3 separate regions of the Mus musculus genome follow, and all the other regions are linked to region 3. The links are chromatin loops, found by intact Hi-C in ENCODE. Cell type or tissue: left cerebral cortex. All regions are shown on one strand. Region 1 has its middle 96 kb from the start of Gm23906. Region 2 overlaps Sim1 (single-minded family bHLH transcription factor 1). Region 3 holds the start of Vgll2 (vestigial like family member 2).

The links. A loop is a pair of places that touch in the nucleus more often than their neighbours do. Peaks named below come from ENCODE experiments on the same cell type or tissue, not always from the same donor. Only the 100,000 strongest peaks of a DNase experiment are listed, where the experiment ranks them.
Region 1: it touches region 3 in a loop (5-fold over the local background); 3 of 42 quality-filtered maps call a loop at or near these places.
Region 2: it touches region 3 in a loop (9-fold over the local background); 6 of 42 quality-filtered maps call a loop at or near these places.

Annotation. Positions count from the first base shown.
Region 1 is chr10:51,791,065-51,793,564 of GRCm38, forward strand. No RefSeq gene overlaps it. Among named protein-coding and RNA genes, the nearest start is that of Gm23906, 96 kb to the right of the region's middle. In left cerebral cortex, a CTCF peak has its summit at 1,203 (motif pointing right); a DNase peak (open chromatin) is centred at 1,189.
Region 2 is chr10:50,899,996-50,902,495 of GRCm38, forward strand. All of the region lies in intron 1 of Sim1 (single-minded family bHLH transcription factor 1), which reads left to right. Among named protein-coding and RNA genes, the nearest start is that of Sim1, 5.6 kb to the left of the region's middle. In left cerebral cortex, no CTCF peak of the experiment used is centred here; DNase peaks (open chromatin) are centred at 148, 712, 1,144, 1,596 and 2 more places.
Region 3 is chr10:52,021,475-52,023,974 of GRCm38, forward strand. It overlaps Vgll2 (vestigial like family member 2), which reads left to right and starts at 1,028. Exons shown (of 3, transcript NM_153786.2): 1 at 1,028-1,329. The coding sequence starts at 1,249. In left cerebral cortex, no CTCF peak of the experiment used is centred here; DNase peaks (open chromatin) are centred at 1,173, 1,797 and 1,965; H3K4me3 peaks cover 338 bases.

The DNA.
Region 1 (2,500 bases), 230 kb before region 3:
CCACCCCCACTCCCCTGCCCACCCACTCCCCCTTTTTGGCCCTGGTATTCCCCTGTACTGGGGCATATAAAGTTTGCAAGTCCAATGGGCCTCTCTTTCCAGTGATGGCCAACTAGGCCATCTTTTGATATATATGCAGCTAGAGACAAGAGCTCCGGGGTACTGGTTAGCTCATAATGTTGTTCCACCTATAGGGTTGCAGATCCCTTTAGCTCCTTGGCTACTTTCTCTAGCTCCTCCATTGGGAGCCCTATGATCCATCCATTAGCTGACTGTGAGCATCCACTTCTGTGTTTGCTGGGCCCCGGCATAGTCTCACAAGAGACAGCTACATCTGCGTCCTTTCAATAAAATCTTGCTAGTGTATGCAATGGTGTCAGCGTTTGGATGCTGATTATGGGGTGGATCCCTGGCTATGGCAGTCTCTACATGGTCCATCCTTTCATCTCAGCTCCAAACTCCGTCTCTGTAACTCCTTCCATGGGTGTTTTGTTCCCAAATCTAAGGAGGGGCATAGTGTCCACACTTCAGTCTTCATTCTCCTTGAGTTTCATGTGTTTAGCAAATTATATCTTATATCTTGGGTATCCTAGGTTTGGGGCTAATATCCACTTATCAGTGAATACATATTGTGTGAGTTTCTTTGTGAATGTGTTACCTCACTCAGGATGATGCCCTCCAGGTCCATCCATTTGGCTAGGAATTTCATAAATTCATTCTTTTTAATAGCTGAGTAGTACTCCATTGTGTAGATGTACCACATTTTCTGTATCCATTCCTCTGTTGAGGGGCATCTAGGTTCTTTCCAGCTTCTGGCTATTATAAATAAGGCTGCTATGAACATAGTGGAGCATGTGTCCTTCTTACCTGTTGGGACATCTTCTGGATATATGCCCAGGAGAGGTATTGCTGGATCCTCCGGTAGTACTATGTCCAGTTTTCTGAGGAACCGCCAGACTGATTTCCAGAGTGGTTTGTACCAGCATTTCTTAACATGATGCTCTCTGAATCTCCTGTATACTGTATCAAAACTGTTGACAAAAGACTCAGTATAAATACACCAATATCTCTGCATTCTGTGAACTAGGGTTTTTAAATGGGCTTTTGGAGTGATTCTAATATGTAGGCAGTATTTCAAACAGGAGCCTCAATTAAGGTGAGGATAATCAGATGAAAGAAATTCTCTGACCTTGTCACTAGAGGGCAGCACGACCCTAAAATTCATTTATTTTTCAGCATTTAAAATCCATTTTCCAACTTTGATAAAACTTTGATTTTGTTCCAGAGTAATATAAGCTTTACAGTTATGTTATAGTTTTATAAATTTTTAAGTAACAAAGCTTTTTATTATAGATTCTGGTTATAATATAGAAATTGTAAGATTTTTTTTTTTTAATAAAATTTTGAAACTAGCTTTCATGAAAGAAACCCAGGCTGGCCACAAAGCCTCCATGTAGCCAGACTGGACTTAAACTCCTTATAATCTTTCTTCACCTTCCCAAGTGCTAGAATTTCAGGTTAAAAAATTTCTAATTTGGAAAATTGCATATTATAATTTAAGAAATTTTGTGAGCTATTAGCGTGACTCGTGTGCTATCCCGGGAGCTCAAAGAACAAAACCTAGTAAGTCAAGAAAGAATATATCAAGATGTTTCATAGTCCTGTACCTGGAGTGTGAACAGAAAACAAATGGTTACTTATTAATCAGATTCAGTAGATGGAAGATTCTTGATCCAAACCTTCTCATGTATTTGAAACATACAGAAAATGCATATTTTAAAAAGCCTGACTTCATTGATATGAGTAGGATCCCTAAAATAAAAAGAGTTTAGTTCTCCTGAAAAAGATTAGATTAGATCTAAAGTAGCTGTGATTCTTAGAAAAGAGGCTGCAACTGGACAGAAGAGTTTGAGATGGTTTTTATTGAATTTATGCCAACAAATGGATTGTCCTTCCCGCTTACCGCGTTTGCTGTGGATAGATAATGTTTAATAATATTTTTACTAATTTGTTGAGAATGTTATAAAATGTATCTATCAAAATACATTGTGTGAAAATATGATGTTGAAAGTGGAATATCCTCTAAAAACTGAAAAATTCCCAAAACAGGAGTGTAAAAGGGTCTCACTGTGCTGAGACCAATGATTTTTTTCCCCTCTTAGCGTTCCCCTCTTTGAAATAATTTTTTTCTGTATCTTTCTGTAAGTTTGAGTTCTGAGTAAATCTCATAGCCTGAAAGGTGAACACAGCAGAAAACAAAAAATGAAAACACTTATCTTACTCATATACATGTATTGACCATTTTGTAGACAGAAACCACCCCCAATCACATGTGTACATCCTATGGCCACTAACATTTGATTCTGATAAAATAATGCCTTCATTAAAGTTGTCTTCCTTTCCTGCTAAGGATCAAACTCTGGGCCTTGTCTCTTCTGGGTAAGCCCTGAGCAACATCTCTTGCTGACCTAAAAGTTCAGTGCCAGCCACAGAGAACACG
Region 2 (2,500 bases), 1.1 Mb before region 3:
GAACATCATAAGCTATGGTGGGATGCTTTCAAACGCAGCACAATTATCCATCTAAGACTAAAACGTATTAAACATATAAGGGTAGATCTTTTTTTTAGGGGAGTTGTTTTTACATTTAGGGGGAATCTTGATATCTTTGAATTTTTTTTTTGCAGTCAGATGCAAGTTCCGAATGCAAACTCCTGGATTCTTGCGGTATTCCCTTATGGGCCCGGGTATTTCTCGGAGAAAGGAGACAGACAGTAACAATAGCGATTATTTAGGTGGGTCACTTTGCCAGTATCTTGGGCTGCCAGTTGTTCAGTCCGGTTACTCCGAAGTTGCTAACGGAATGGGTAGAATGGGGTAAACTTTTTTCACAGGTTTGACAAGCTGGTGGGTTTGACACTCTGGTGGTTCTGTTCAGACCCCGGGTGGCTTTTTATCTCCGACCTTACCACACTTTTTTTTTTTTTCCACTGCGGAAAGCTCTCAGCCCAATAGGTACAAGTGATATGTCGGATCTTCCTTTTGAATCATGTCTTCTTGAAGTCTGGGCATGATTTCCAAACCTTCCGGGCCTTAAGTTCTCAGAGAATTGGAGGTGTCACAAGCCCTATCTAAAGGTCAGACCTTGCTACATACCAGAGTGTGATACATCCTTTGTGATGCACAAAGCACTACCATCCTTCAGGGTAGTTTTATGCTCAAAGGAGATCAGGTCCTTCCCTCATTCCCGGCAGGACGGGATCCGTAGGTCGCCAGGTGAGGGGCTGCCTTGCTTGGAGGCGAGGGTCTTCTACCGAGGGGGCATTATCCAGCCCGCATATTCCCGAACACTAAACTCCTTTACGACGGCACCCTCAGCCTCCATGCAGGACACTTGTTCCCGGTTTTAAGCTAAATCCGAAGAAACCCCAATTTCTTGTAGTGTTGGATAACGCGCAGCGGGTGTGGCGGGCTGGGTTACAAAGCCTGGTTGGCGGCTACTTCCCCAACCGGAAGCGCAAACACTGGGTTGGGAAAAAGCCGGAGAAACTAGTGACCCGCCTCAGCTTCGAACAACACAAACACTAGAAGATTCCTGGCACAGTCGTCGCTGGCTCTGGCCGGGGAGAGGCGGGCAGGCAAGAGTAGGACACACACCGGTACAGCGCAGGCCTTGCCGAGGTAGATCGCAGGAGCCTTTGTGAGCTCCGTCTCAAGCAGTGACCTGGGACAGTTTCTAGGGCTAGCGGAGACCCTGATGCGCCTTGTTGATGAACAAAGTGCTCTGCCCTGGAACTGTACCAGGAGTTGGCGCGACGCAGGGCACCCATTCCCTGCCCTTCTCTCCCCCAGAGAGCTCCGCTGTTTGGCCATGACAAACGAGAACCCAGAGGCTCCTTGATGCCACAGCCCCAGGAATGCCAGCGCAGGACTTTTAGCCCTGGCGCACACACGTGGTATTTGGGGTTTCAGATTTTCTTTTTCACGCACTCCGCCTAAGTAGCAACCACTAGCCTCTGGGGACCTTAAGTTAGAAGGAGGGCTTGGAAGGGCTTGTATCACCCTTGTCTTCGGTTGTAGACGGGTCACAGGAAACCTCCCTATTGCCTCCGAGACACACTAGGCATTGTGGAGAGGACACATTTTTATGGAGACGCCGTGCTAATAAGGGAGGAAAGAAAGAAGGGGCCACTACAACAAGCTCTTCTCTTTCTAGCCAGCAAAGGAGGCGGTGGATGCCTGGCCTGTAATCTGTATTTTGTCAAGGGCATGAAATTCATTCGAAGAAAAAGCCCGATCAATTTATTTTTGCTGCCTGCAATAACACAGCTGGATGATGCTTTGAGCGCGCGCTAGACTGGGGCTCATCATTCATTCACCAAGAACGGGCCTAAATGGTGCCTGTGGGATTAGGTCAATTTTAGTGGATCTACTTCGCCTCATTTGGTTACTAATTGGTTTCTTGTTTTATAAATCGAAATCTCATTTTCAGGAAATTACAAAACCCGCGCAGTCAGTCCATTGAGGTAATCCTTGGGTCAGGGGGTATTTAAATGGAAATGGCTCAACCGTGCACCAAGGGTAAAGCAACAGAGAAACTTGCTTGGGTATTCACATGAAATGTGAGCTAGCCCTTTAGATTCATAATAGATACACCCCTTCTAATACTACTTATGTAAATATGATAAACCAGATTTTAAGGAAAGTGAGGGGCCTGAGAGAAGTAAAATTTATCTGCTGAGGTTAATGTGGCATATCTTGGAAATCTTCCAAAATAGATTATGTTTTCCTTTGTCTTCAGCCACTTTAGCTGGGGAAAATCCTTTTGTCTGAAACCTGATTTAGTTATCGCCTCCCTCACAGAGAGCCTTTTCTCCTTTGCAAAACCCTGTTCCCTCTGCCTCACCGAGTTACAAGGGAATCTTTAGATCGTGTTCTCACTGTAATCCTGCCGCAAAAGGAGCTGGTTCCTCCTCATTTTAAACAGACAATCAAAGGATTTGCGAATTTTCTGCGGTAGGTCAAGTGCAGA
Region 3 (2,500 bases):
TTGTGTCAGTTCACTTTTATAGTAGACCAGAGGGAGGATTCCACTGCGATGTCGGTTCCCTCCCCCAAGGGTTTCTGGTGGGACTTAGAGCAGACACCAGGAACAGCCCACCCTACCCTGCAATAAGAGCCCACCCCGCCCGCAGGCATCACTGGACAAGAAAAGGGACCAGTAAAGGGCATGTTTCACAACTGGAGGACACACTGTTTTTGCCTTAATGAAACTGAGCCGCACAGCTTTTATAACTAAACAAAGAAACAGCCCAAGTACTCTGACTTAGACCCAAGGAGTCATTGCTCTAAATATTGAGGACCCTTAAAGGCCAGGTGGACACTCTGAGCTTGGTCAGCCAGGCATAGGAAGATGGGTGGGAGCTCATAGAATCTTAGAAAGTAGCTTGCACGCTGTCCGTGTGGATGGAGTTGGTTCATTGAAGAGCACCCAAGAGGGTATGAGAGCAACCAAGATGGAAATGAGAAAGAAATGACCCAAAAAAGCAGAATTAAAATTGGAAAGAGTTGCTGGGGTTGGTGGGAGGGCAGAGATGGGACAGAGGGGGAAAGTTGCGTGTCTTAGCCACTGCGGCCACTTCCCGGAGGAGTCCCTCAACTCCTTTCTTAGTGGGGAGATTCCAAAAGATAGCCCTGGCCCTCCTCGTACGCAATCGGGAACTGTAGGCAGAGGTTCTCTACAAGAACTGCTCGAGACTTTGCTGCGCTCTGCTGCCACGGCACCCCCGCTTGTCACTCTTCCTATCTTTGTGTCCCTGCAGTCTTTGTCCCACGTGGAAACGAGGGAAGAAGGAAATCCCTGGGACACTGATGCTCCAGGAGGGAAGACTGGGCTCCCCCACTTCCCCCTCCCCCCTCCCCCACCCACCCCCACCCCCCGACATTCAAGATCCTCAGTCTCTGGCACCTAGGACACGAGCTTTCCGCGAGGGAGTCCGGGAAAACTCTTTGACCGCGTCGCAGTCCTTTGGTCCCCGCCCCCTCTTAGCGTCAGCGCGCCACGGGCTGCAGGGTTTAAATGCGCTCTAGCGGGAGCCCAGGCGCTTCTGCCCGGGAGCACCGCCGGGCTGGAACCGCCGAGATAGAGGGGAGCGAGTTTGCCGCAGCCCCAGCCCAGCGCTGCCCCGCAGCCCATGACTCCGGGGCTCGGGCGCCGCCTTCGCAGCTGCAGCATCCTTGAGCTTCGCGAAAACAGCGTTGATGAGAAACCACTCAGCTGCCTCCGCGGCGGGGAGCCATGAGCTGTCTGGATGTTATGTACCAGGTCTACGGTCCCCCGCAGCCTTATTTCGCAGCCGCCTACACTCCCTACCACCAGGTACGGGTCGTCCAGATGGGGCGGGAACCGGTGGAACACACACACACACACACACACACACACACACACACACACACACACACGGCTACAAAAGTACCACTACCTGAAAGGTCCCCTGAGCTTCCACGCTCCAGGGCGACAGACAGGCACCCAAAGACACCGTGATGCCGGGACCGCGCGCGCTGCAACCGCTATTAACTAATTCTCTTTAACTGGTGCGTTTTCTGTCTGGAGACAGCACCCAAGGCGTGCGGATGTTCACCCACGTCCTTCCCAGATCAGTTAGACTGAATTTTCTTTTTAGAGTCTGGTGCGGGTGTAAAGAGCTTCCCGCAAAGCTCACGCAGGGAAATCCGAACTTTGATCTTGACCGTAGAAATAAAACAAAAGGAAAATCAAAAGCCGGTTTCTCCAAGTCAGAGCTCAGGTGGCCCGGTCTGGCCAAATAGCTAAGGAACTGGTGGATTCCTTATCAGCAGAAACCTGCATCGGCCTTTTGGTCTGTGTTTTACAGAATTCTAGAGAGCATTATTTAGGTGTAGTTGACCCGCTATGGGAGCTCGCCTTTCTGGGACCCAAGTGGCAGAATTTGACAACCCAAAGTCAATTTTAAGAGCGCTTAACCCCGCTCCTGCAAACTGTGGAGGTTTTCTTCTGCCGATTTCTCTTTTCCCTGAGCTGTGTGTCTAGCCAAGCAATGTTTCCTCCGTGTCCCTGGCGAAGGTAGCAGAAATTTGAGGACAGTGTTCCAGGGAAAAAGCGAAAGCACACACACCTGGGGCAGAAGTCTGGATCAGGCTGAAGTAAGCGCCTGGTCTTCCCTTTGGAAAACGCTGTAATGTACTGTAATGTTTGCGTCAATACTTTAAACAATTTTGTTTGCAAATCTCAACGAAATATGAAGATGATGAAGTGAGTAAATTTTGCTTTAAGTTCCCCTCGCAAACTTCCCAAACTAGAACTTGTAGTCTTAGACTTAGGAATCATTTTTAAATGAAGTGGGAATATGGCGTTTGGAGTGTGGTGAAGTTAGAAACTGTTATCTTTTGGTCCCAGCTTCTGAGACCAGCAATCCTTCCCCACTATAGGACCAGAAGAAAGATAGTTAGGTTTTGCTAGTTGGTCCTTTCTCCTCCTGGACCCCAGACCTGTCTACTATATTAAATGTCGC